Regions from separate parts of the Homo sapiens genome. Here region 2 is linked to region 1. Evidence: chromatin contacts called from ENCODE Hi-C or POLR2A ChIA-PET data. All regions are on one chromosome and are shown on one strand. The core of a region is the stretch at or near the end of the contact, and the rest is flanking DNA. Distances in the headings are between cores, read along the strand shown.

Region 1 (5,676 bases), core at 898-3,397:
CTTGTTACTGGTCTGTTCAGGATTTCTATTTCTTCCTGACTTAAGGTAGGAGGATTGTATGTTTCTAGGAATTTATCCATTTCATCTAGATTTTCTAGTTTATGTGCATAAAGGTATTTATAGTAATCTTGAATGATCTTTTGTATTTCTGTGGTGTAAGTTGTAATGTCTCCATTTTTATTTCTCAGTGAGTTTATTTGCATTTTCTGTTTTCTTTTCTTGATTAATATAGCTAATGGCCTGTGGATTTTGTTTATATTTCCAAAGAACCAAACTTTTATTTATTGATCTTTAGTATTTTTTGTTTCCATTCAATTTAGTTCTGCTCTGATCTTTGTTATTTCTTTTCTAATGCTAGCTGTGGGTTTGGTTTGTTCTTGTTTCTTTAGTTCCTTGAGGTGTGATGTTACACATCAAACTGTGATGTCAGTTTGTGACCTTTCAGACTTTTTGATGTAGGCATTCAGCACTATAAACTTTCCTCTTAGCACTGCTTTTGCTGTATCCCAGAGGTTTAGATAACTTGTATTACTATTATCATTCCTTTGGAAGAATTTTTAAATCTCCATCTTGATTTCATTGTTAACCCAAAAATCATTCAGGAGCAGATTGTTTAATTTCCATGTATTTGTATAGTTTGAGGATTCCCTTTTGGAGTTGATTTCTAATTTTATTCCACTGTGGTCTGGGGGGGATACTTGATAGAATTTTGATTTTTTAAAAATTTTTGAGACTTTTTTGTGGCTTCTCATATGATCTATCTTGGAGAATGTTTCATGTGCTGATGAGACGAATGTATATTTTTCAGTTCTTCGGTTGAATGTTCTGTAAATATCTGTTAGGTCCATTTGTTCTAGAGTGCAGTTTAAGTCCATTTTTTCTTTGTTGACTTTCTGGCTTGATGACCTGTCTAGTGCTGTCAGTGGAGTGTTAAAGTCCCCCACTATTATTGTGTTGTTGTTTATCTCTTTTCCTGATAGCAATTGTTTTATGAATCTGGGAGCTCAAGAGTTAGGTGCATATATATTTAGGATTGTAATATCTTCTTGTTGGATTGATCCTTTTATCATTATATAATGACCTTCTTTGTCTTTTTTTGTAATATTGTTGCTTTAAACTCTGTTTTCTCTGATATAAGAATAGCTACTCCTGCTTGCTTTTGATTTCCATTTTAGGCCTCAAATACTAAACTCTTCAGGCCTGATTCATGATATCTTTTTTTTTTTTTGAGATGGAGTCTCACTCTGTTGCCAGGCTGGAGTGCAGTGGCGCAATCTCGGCTCACTGCAACCTCTGCCTCCCAGGTTCAAGTGATTCTCCTGCCTCAGCCTACAGAGTAGCTGCTACTACAGGCGCCTGCCACTATGCCTGGCTAATTTTTGTATTTTTAGTAGAGACGGGGTTTCACCATGTTGGCCAGGATGGTCTCGATCTCTTGACCTCGTGATCCACCTGCCTCGGCCTCCTAAAGTGCTGGAATTACAGGCATGAGCTACTGTGCCCAGCCCAATATCTTTTTTTGTTTTTTCAACTTTTAGGTTCAGTGGATACATGGGTAGGTTTGTTACGTGGGTAAATTGTGTGTTGCTGAAGTTTGGTGTATGAATTATCCTGTCACCCAGGATGTGAGCATAGTACTCGATAGGTAGTTTTTCAACCCACATCCCCTTCCCTCCCCATGTAGTCCCTAGTGTTTATTGTTCCCATCTTTGTCTCCATATATACTCAGTGTTTAGCTCCTGCTTATAAGTGAGAACACATGTTATTTGGGTTTTCTGTTCCTGCATTTGTTCTCTTAGGATGATGGCCTCCAGCTGCATTCATGTTGCTGCAAAGGACATGATTTTATTCTTTTTATGGCCGCATGGTGTTCTGTGGTGTATATGCACCACATTTTATTTGTCCAGTCCACTGTTGCAGGGGCATCTTGATTGATTTCATCTCTTTTGTATTGTGAATAGTACTGTGATGAACATACTAGTGCATGTGTCTTTTTGATAGAGTGATTTATTTTTCTCTGGGTATATACCCAGTAGTGGGATTGTTGGGTTCAATGGTCGTTCTGTTTTAAACTCTTTGAGAAATCTCCACATTGCTTTCCACAATGGCTGAACTAATTTGCATTCCCACCAGCAGTGTATGCGTTCCCTGTTCTCCTCAACCTTGACAACATCAGTTATTTTTTGACTTTTTATTAATAGCCATTCTGACAGGTGTGAGCTTGTATCTCATTGTGGTTTTGATTTACATTTGTCTAATGATTAGTAATGTTGAGCTTTTTAAATATATTTGTTGGCCACATATATGTCTTTTTTTGAGAAGTGTCTGTTCATGCATGTCCTTTGCCCATTTTTTAATGGGGTTGTTCTTTGTTTGTTGAATTAAGTTCTTTACAGATCGTAGATATTAGATCTTTGTCAGATGCATAGTTTGTGAATATGTTCTCCCATTCTGTAGATCATCTCTTTACTCTGTTGATAGTTTCTTTTGCTGTGCAGGAGCATGATATCTTGCCTTTTAAAGGGATCCCTATCTTATACCTTGTTTTAGGACCAGAGAGTTATTGCAACATGCTGTTCTTTTCTACAGTGAATGGATTGGACTATATCTCCTTTTAGGCATGCCTTCTACCTATGATTCTGTAAATTTTAGCACCTAGCATTCAATTTAGAAGAATGTTTAATTTTTTAGTGCTCTTAGTTCCTTAATGAAATAGATTTGTATCATACTCTTTTGGAGATGCTATTGAATTCTTTAACACTTTTTTTTAATAACTTTCCCTTAAGGTATTCCCATCTGTCGACAACACTTAATTTGGAATAACATGGAACTTGAAAATGATTATTGCTTGAATGATTACAAGTGAGTGTAATTGCATATTGGCTGTTTTGTAGGCACTTAGTATTATGACTCCATATGCTAATGTTTTTCTTTTGAACTCTTAGATCATGTCTGTTTTTCTCCTGAATAGTTCACATTCCTAGATTTCATTATACATCCTGAACTTTAGATGCATTAGTTTGGTACTGTATACTACTTTAACCTTTATCCTCTGATACATTTATTTTCCCTTTTCATTTTTCATGTCAAGCTGTTTATCTCCTGCCTTTTGAAATCCTCCTATTATCTTCTTGCCTACTTTTCTCCTTTCTTTGAATATTGAACCATTCCTTCCTGGCTATGTTCCTTTCTTTCTGTTTTTACAAGAGTTTTGGATAAGAGAGAATTGTTCTTCCCAAAGTCTTTCCTTTCTCATTAAGCCCTCCTTTTGTTACTAAGCAATGCTGTGTGCACCAGTGACTACCAACGTACTTTCTGACACTTTGTCTCTCTTATTTCTCCCCTCTTTCACATAATTCATCACTCTTTTGTTAAGAAAAGAGTAAAAGGATAAGAGGCAGTGTGGAATAGCTGTAAGAGCACTGAGAGTCAGGAGACCTTGTTATTTTTCTATTTTCTGTTTTATTAAATAGATTTGCTATTTTCTGCACTTTGGGTCTCCGGCATGCCACTTTTGTTCTCTGGGCCTCCTTTTCCTTAATGTGAAATGAACAGGCTAAAACACGTAATCACAGAGGTCTTTTCCAGTATGTTTATTCTTGGATTTCTTTATGGCTTATGAGAATTTGTTTCACCTTTTTTATTATTTGTACCAGTAAATATGTTAACATTTTATATGTATTTACATTGCTATATCTTTTTATATTTTAGAGAGTGGCCACTCTGCCTGATAAGCCAGCACATAATTATGTGTACATTTAACTGAATGCATTTTGATGATTATGATTTATTTTTGTGTTAACTATCCACAGCATTTCAGAAGGGTGTACCTTGAAGCTAGTTTTGGCTATGCGTGGCGGACCTATAAATACTAGAAGAGGTAGGCATATATATATATTAAAGCAATTTGACAGTAACATTCTTTATGTCAGTTAGTATTTTTATAGCCTCAGGTTTTATTTAGGTTTCCTTTCTGCTATTAGGTCTTAGAAAAATCACATTTGATTCTCTAGGCATTGTTCTTTAAAACCTAAATGCCTAGAGGCTGGAACTCTAAAATACAATTCAGAAAAATCACATGATTCCTGATCCAATTCAGAGAGGTTTAAAAATAAACCTTTTGCCAGTATAGGGAACAGAAATGGAATGACATACTATAAATACTACTTTACCATTGTGTTTAGTTTCATACGAGTCTTGTTTATTTTTAAATCTACCAGATCTTCAAATCCCAAGATGATGATCGTTTTGCAAAATTCCAACATTGCCTGTTTACCTGGTTTGTGATGTGTCTGGGTTTCATGGATATTATCATGGCCCCGGTTGCATCCTTTCTCAGAATATAAGTAGTTCTGAAATCCAGTCATTCATTCAACAAATACGTATTGAGCGTCTACTGAATGGTCAGTGCAATGTTCCAAGTATGGTAGACATGGGAGAGAAAGTCTCTGCTTCATGACAGTGCCTACAATAAATGTGTAAAGAGTCGATGTAACTCCTAATGGTTGTAAGTGCTATGCAGAAAATAGGGTAGGAAGGGCCCTCGAAAAAGATGACATTAGTGGAGACTTGATTGATGAGAGGGTTTTATTAAGCACAAGAAGAGACGGCAGTATTCACATTGGTCCCTGAGTCAGGTATGTCACATGAATTCCCATGAAGTGGAGGAGACTAGTCAGAGCATCCTCTTCTGTGGACCTCATTTTGAGGAAGTCCTTCAGATTTATTTGATCCTTCACTAACCAGAAAACCGAAGGATAAGTATTGATTCTACTCCTGGCTTGCTTCCACATGTCAAATTATATCCCTATGTTTAATAATTTTGGTTAGAAAATAGGATTATTGCCATCTTTTTCTTAGCTATTTCAAGAGGATTTAATGAGATATGCTACTTTGGCTGTTGGACTGCTTTTTATAGGTTAGAGAAAAACAAAGTTAATAATGTTAGGGCCTTTTAGCACTCCTGATACCAGAGACTTTTAATTAATTGGATTTAGGTAATTGTCCTATGTGACATTTATAGTAATAACTATAAATGTTTATAGTAATAACTATGTGATGTTTATAGTAATAACTCTTGAAGTAGCACAAGAACCCTGTGTTTACTGAACCATTATGTTAAGATAGAATTATATAGTGTTTAATGCCATGTGAACTCTATTGTATTACATTTTTGAAAGTTGGTTATTTGTGCGTAGTACTACTTTAAACCAAAGTGTTTAATCAAAACACCTACTTTTCTTATTAGAACTAAAATTATTTTATATGTTTATGAGGAGTGTGATACAGATTCTGAGGTAAATATATATATTTTTTACTTTTCTTTTTTTTTTTGAGACGGAGTCTTGCTCTGTCACCGAGGCTGGAGTGCAGTGGCATGATCTCTGCTCACTTCAACCTCTGCCACCTGGGTTCAAGTGATTCTCCTGCCTCAGCCTCCCGAGTAGCTGGGATTACAGGCAGTGGTATTGAGGTCAGGAGTTTGAGACCAGCTTGGCCAACATGGTGAAACCCCATCTCTACTAAAAATACAAAAATTAGCTGGGCATGGTGGCGGGCTACTCAGGAGGCTGAGACATGAGAATTGCTTGAACCTGGGAGACAGACGTTACAGTGAGTGGAGACTGCGCCACTACAGTCCAGTCTGGGTGACAGAGGTTACAGTGAGTGGAGACT
Region 2 (5,676 bases), core at 2,005-4,504, 3.0 Mb before region 1:
ACAACAGAGCTATCATGGATCAGTGACTAAAGAATGGCCTATTAGGCCGGGTGTGGTGGCTCATGCCTGTAATCCCAGCACTTTGGGAGGCCGAGGTGGGTGGATCACCTGAGGTCAGGAGTTCAAGACCAGCCTGACCAACACAGTGAAACCCCATCCCTACTAAAAAACCCAAAAATTAGACAGATGTGGTGGCGCACGCCAGTAGTCCCAGCTACTGGAGAGGCTGAGGCAGAGGAATCGCTTGAACCTGGGAGGTGGAGGTTGCAGTGAGCTGAGATCGCACCACCGCACTCCAGCCTGGGTGACAGAACAAGAATCTGTCTCAAAAAAAAAAAAAAAAAATTAGCCAGGTGTGGTGGCATGTACCTGTAATCTCAGCTACTAGGGAGGCTGAGGCAGGATAATTGCTTGAACCTGGGAGGTGGAGGTTGCAGTGAGCCAAGATCATGCCATTGCACTCCAGCCTGGGTGACAGAGCAAGACTCCATCTCAAAAAAAAAAAAAAAAAAAAAGAATGGCCTATTAAATAAATGGTGCCAAGACTCTTGGTTATCCATATGGGAAAAGCAGAATAAAATAAAGTTTCTTCCCACCTCACGCCATACACAAAAGCCATTTCCAGGCAGACTAGAGACTTCAGTGTAAAAAGTAATATTATAACATTTTTTGAAAATAATATGAGAATAATTTTACAACCTTATAGTGGAGAATTTCTTAGATAACACATAACAAGTATAAATCATAAAGCGACAGGTGGATAAACTTATTTGAAACTAAGAAATTCAGTCATTAATAAAAACCACAGGAATATAAGGAGACAAGGCACCAACAAATGAAAAATATTTGTTATATATATAAATGACAAAAAGTAGTACCCAGAATATGTATTGAATTATGGCAAATCAATAGGATAAAAGACAGGTAACCCGATGAGAAATGGCCAAAAAATGTGAACAGGAAAAGGGACCCCAAATGGCCAATAAACATATGAAAAAGATGTCCAACCTTAGTAATTTGGTCAATGCAAATTAAAAACATGCTAAGATAGCTTTTCATTTCTACCAGATTGGCAGAAATACAGTACCAGACAATATCAAATGCTGATGAAGAAGTGGAGCAACAGAAACTTTGGTGCATTGCTGAGGGGTGGGTAAAATGAGGCAAAAACTTTGGAAAACAACGTGGTGACATCCAGTAAGGCTGACGATATGTACAACCTATGACCCACCAATTCTATTTCTAGAGTATATACCCAAGATAAATTCTTGCACACATGCCCCAAGATGCATGTACAAAAATAGTTCTAGCGGCACTGCTTATAATAGAAAAAAAAATAAACTCTTGAAATACCTAAAATGCCATCAACAGCATCTCAGATAAATATATTGAGGTACACTCATCTAATAGAATACTGTACTGCAGAAAACTTTAATTATCTACAGGTACATGCAACAATATGAAGAAATTTCAGAAACAAACTTTTGAACCAATTAGGCAAATTTTAAAAGAATATTTAATTCCATGTTTACAGAGTTCAACAACTTGCAATCATACATATATAGCGATTTAAATATGGGATGTAAAATTAGAAAAAGAAGCAAGGGAACAATAAACCCAAAATTCTGGACTGTTGCTGCTTCTGAAGAGGGAAGGTGAAAGATGGGCATGAAGAGGACCTCAGAGATGATGCTGATCTTTAAAAAAATCTAAGGTGTCAGCACACAGGGTTTATGCTGTTTTTATTACTTCTATCTTATTATGGTCTTTCTAAATTTTCTTTTCTTTCCTTCTTTTTTTTTTTTTTTTTTGGAGATGGAGTTTCATCGTGTTGTCCAGACTGGTCTTGAACTCCTGACCTCAGGTGATCTGCCCCTCTCAGCCTCCCAAAGTGCTGAGATTACAGGCGTGAACCACTGCGCCTGGCCGAAATTTTCTTTTCTTTCAACACAGAAAATCTTTCCAAGTTCATGAAAGAATAGCCCATGTGCTCAGGATGGACAGACAGGAAGGGCCTCCCTGACCTGACCCTGTTCCCTACCTCTCTGGCCAGAACCCCAGGCATGCCCCTTACCCGGCTCTGCCACACCAACCTCCACGAGGTCTCCTCCTCCAGACCCTTATCAAGAACACTTCTCAGAAACCCACAGGACTCGGCCTCCCTCACAGGTCCCCTCTCAGAAGACTAGAGCCATCCCCACCCTCCCAAGACCCCCACCCTACCTGCTATTCTCCCACCTGCTGAGCACCGTAGACCCCTGTCCGCTTTGACCAGAGCCTGGCAGGGCGTGGTTTCTCAATACCTATTTGTTAAATAACTAAATGAATGACTATACATAAACTCATATTAAAATTAGTGTGCTCCATGGAAAGGGTAATGCATAGAGCCCTTAGTTATCAAACCAGCCCCCCCACACTTTAGATGAGTTGGGACAAAGGATCGGTTTAGTGTTCTAGAAGTTTCATTTCAGGGGAAAAGAAGAATCAGTCCTTACTGAGCAGGTGGCCCTGCTTAGGCAGAAAATGCAGGCGTTTCAATGGTTTGCTGTAATAATTCAGATGAGGGAAGTGAGCCCAGGGAGGCACCTACTTACCAGAACCCAGTGGAGTAATGACAGGGCCGGGATAGACCAGCTCCCTCTGAGGCCCGTTGGAAATGGCCCTCCAACTCTGCACTCCTCAGAGGCCTATGAGGGAGCTTGGAGGGCGAGCCTCACTGTCCTGTCGGCCTGCTCTCTCCGCCCCCTCGACAACCAGGAAAGCCCGTGTCAGCCCTTCCCAGGGTTCCCTTCATAGCAGGACCCCGAGAAAGGACTTGACCTACCGTCAGAGGTCGAGGAGTGCTGCTGGAGCCCAGCCTGACTCCCAAACTTCAGCAGTGACACACACTCAGGCAGACCCAGGCCCTGGAGTGGCCCTGACCACATGGGCCCCCCACGCCACACACACTTCCTGCTCCCCAGCTCACCTCCTCTCCCACATTCACAAACCCAAACCAGGCACTGGGTCACATGTGCCCCATAGTCAGCCTCCCAGGAGGCAGCCAGTAGGCCCCACGCTGACAGGCGGCGCCCATATGCCCACCTCTAGGCTGGCCTGGCTGGGCCAAGAGCAAGGTGGCCTACCTGGAGGGGTGGCCGTCAGCGCCTGTAGACATCAGAAGGCATGGGCCCCCTATCCCCAGCTGCAGCCCCTCAGGCTCGGGGGAAGAGGACCCGGCCCCACATCGTCAGTCCTCAGCGCCGTTTCACTCTGAATCACTGGAGCTGGGTCTCTGCTCATTTCCTGGAGAAAGCAGAAGTGGAGAGCCGGCAGATGCCTGACTCTGCCCACTCTCCAGCCGACCACGGAGCTGCTGGAGTTCTGGCGGGTGACTTGGGTTCTGCAGCAAGGCCCCTTGGGGCTGGCTGTGCAGCCTCCGTGGTCAAGCGGTGCTGGTTGGGGCCAAGGACAAAATGGAAAGTACAGCCCAGCCCTAGAAGAGTAGGTCTGGATTCTGTGTCCCCTCTTCACTAGCCGTGTGACCACTGGTGCACACCTCTCCTCTCTGGGCCTCTGGCAAAATGAGAACAATGATGGTGTTAGGTGAATCTAATCAGAGGTGTGTTTAAGTGCACCCCTGGACATGGCATGGGTTGGGCAGCCCTCACCCCACCAAGCTCAGAGTTGCCCACTTGGATTTCTTCCTCCCCCATCCTCAGATAGAACTTGAACCACCAATGAGGGGAGTCCTCCTGCGGCCAACACTGAGGCAAGGATGAGAGGACATCTAAAACCATAGAATGGAAGTCTCTGAAACTCAGACTCCAAATTCTCATTCCTCTGAGTATATAAACTAGGCTGAATTATCCATGTCACCTATCCATAACGTCATCTCCACAGTACAAACAAGCATGTCCATTCACACACAATCCTGCTTGTGCTCTGTAAAAGGAGAATTTTGCCAAAGAGCAAGGGCACTTGTTAGCGCTAATGCCTGATCCTTGATCCTCAGTGCAGCTCATCGCTTGTCTCTAGCTCACAAAACCAGTGGACCATGCATGACTGACTGAGAGGCAGCAACAACATCACTTGTTATGACATGGAGTAAAGCTCCAAGATTGGTTTAAAGAGGAAAATAACATTTGTCACAAAACCTCAACCTCCACCAGTGCAAACTTGTCAGTAGACAGCAGCCAAAATAGGAGATCTATCCAGCTGCACTCCAGTCTGGACAGCAAGAGCGAAGCTCCGTCTCAAAAAAAAAAAAAAGAAAAAAAAGAAAAGAAAAGAGAAATTGAAAGGATACATGCAGTGCCAGCCAAGGGAAAGAGAAAACCTTAGAGAATTTGCAGTGAAGTGTTTGTTGTATATGATGAAAACCCCTCGTCATTGTCACCAATGAAATCATAAATAAAATCTACAAGAAGATATTGCCTGAAATCAGAGGCCTATGGTAAGAGCGGATTAGACAGAGGAACTTCCACAGAGGCAGGAAGGGTGGCCAGCATGGGACAGGCCAGGACCCCATGCCTGTGAATGCCCAGAGGAAGCGCGGAGAGTCTGTCATAGTGGGATCTCGCAAAGTCTGCTGGAGGGCCCACCTGCACCCAGGTCTCCTACCTTCTACCCACCCCAGCACCTTGCCGGGTAGCCAGCAGCAGGCAGGTAAAGAGCACTAAATTCAGAGCTAGAAACTCAAGGTTGAAATTCTCACTATCTTAACTGAGATAATTGACATCTTATTTGCAGAATGAATGAATGCCTTGTTAGAAGGAACAAATCAAATAATATTTGCAAGAGAGGTTTTTTTTTTTTGAGACGGAGTCTCGCTGTCGCCCAGGCTGGAGTGCAGTGACGCGATCTCGGCTCACTGCAGGCTCCGCCCCCCGGGGTTCACGCCATTCTCCTGCCTCAGCCTCCTGAGTAGCTGGGACTACAGGCGCCCACCACCTCGCCTGGCTAATTTTTTGTATTTTTAGTAGAGACGGGGTTTCACCGTGTTAGACAGGATGGTCTCGATCTCCCGACCTCGTGATCCGCCCATCTCGGCCTCCCAGAGTGCTGGGATTACAGGCGTAAGCCAGCGCACCCGGCCAAGAGAGTTTTTAAATACTGAAAAGGGCTGTGCAAATGCAAGCTATTATTAGTGAGAGAGTTGCCAAAGCTAAGACACTGAAGCAGCCAGGGCAACTATGAACTGCTAATGTAAATGTGTATTTTTGTTAAAGGGCAATGTAAGATTCTCTGATTTTTAAACAATTGCCCCAAAATGGCAGTTTTACTTCTGCACCCAGTTATGGTGGTGTAACTGGTATAGGACATACCCTCCCATTGAAAGCAACTATAGAATAGTTCAAATACACAAGATAATTGTTTTCAGGCATTGAATAGCAAGACTGTGATCCTTGAGATAAGGAAAACACACAAGGTGAGCCCCACAATTGCCCTGGAGTTTTTTCTAGTGATGCTTTTTCTGCTATGATGCAGGCAGGTGGGGCCCCAGAGACAGTAGTCTCCCTGAACTGAAAAGGTTTAAGTCAGAGTTCAAAGCTGCTGAAGGCTCTGGTATGTTCAGGGCAGGTTCCTGAGGAGAGTGTGCCTTGTGGGAACTCATTGTGTGTGCCCTTGGCCAAGGATTCCTATGTGTGCACAGGGTGAGACTCCAAGAGACCCAGCAGAGGTCAACTGACCCAA

The links. Hi-C counts contacts between places; a loop is a spot of excess contacts on that map. ChIA-PET counts read pairs that join two places held with the same protein, here RNA polymerase II (POLR2A). Pooled maps may share reads with other maps.
Region 2: a loop to region 1 is called in a map with no recorded cell type, with 6 times the contacts of the local background. The contact joins the promoter of WDFY4 here to the enhancer-like site in region 1. A Hi-C loop is called at or near these places in 2 of 37 single-sample maps with no recorded cell type and 4 of 50 pooled maps. POLR2A ChIA-PET finds 5 or more read pairs at or near these places in 1 of 52 experiments (H1).

Annotation. Positions count from the first base shown.
Region 1 is chr10:45,650,170-45,655,845 of GRCh38, reverse strand. ZFAND4 (zinc finger AN1-type containing 4) reads left to right here. Exons shown (of 10, transcript NM_174890.4): 3 at 2,787-2,862; 4 at 3,813-3,880. Among named protein-coding and RNA genes, the nearest start is that of ZFAND4, 20 kb to the left of the region's middle. RefSeq lists an enhancer at 1,151-1,250. Within about 2 kb of position 2,147, at least 2 of the 41 ENCODE cell types and tissues checked have a DNase peak (open chromatin) inside an H3K27ac peak, as active enhancers do.
Region 2 is chr10:48,682,451-48,688,126 of GRCh38, reverse strand. WDFY4 (WDFY family member 4) reads right to left here and starts at 3,254. Exons shown (of 62, transcript NM_001394531.1): 1 at 3,126-3,254. RefSeq lists enhancers at 2,464-3,004, 3,023-3,322, 4,253-4,332 and a silencer at 3,983-4,032.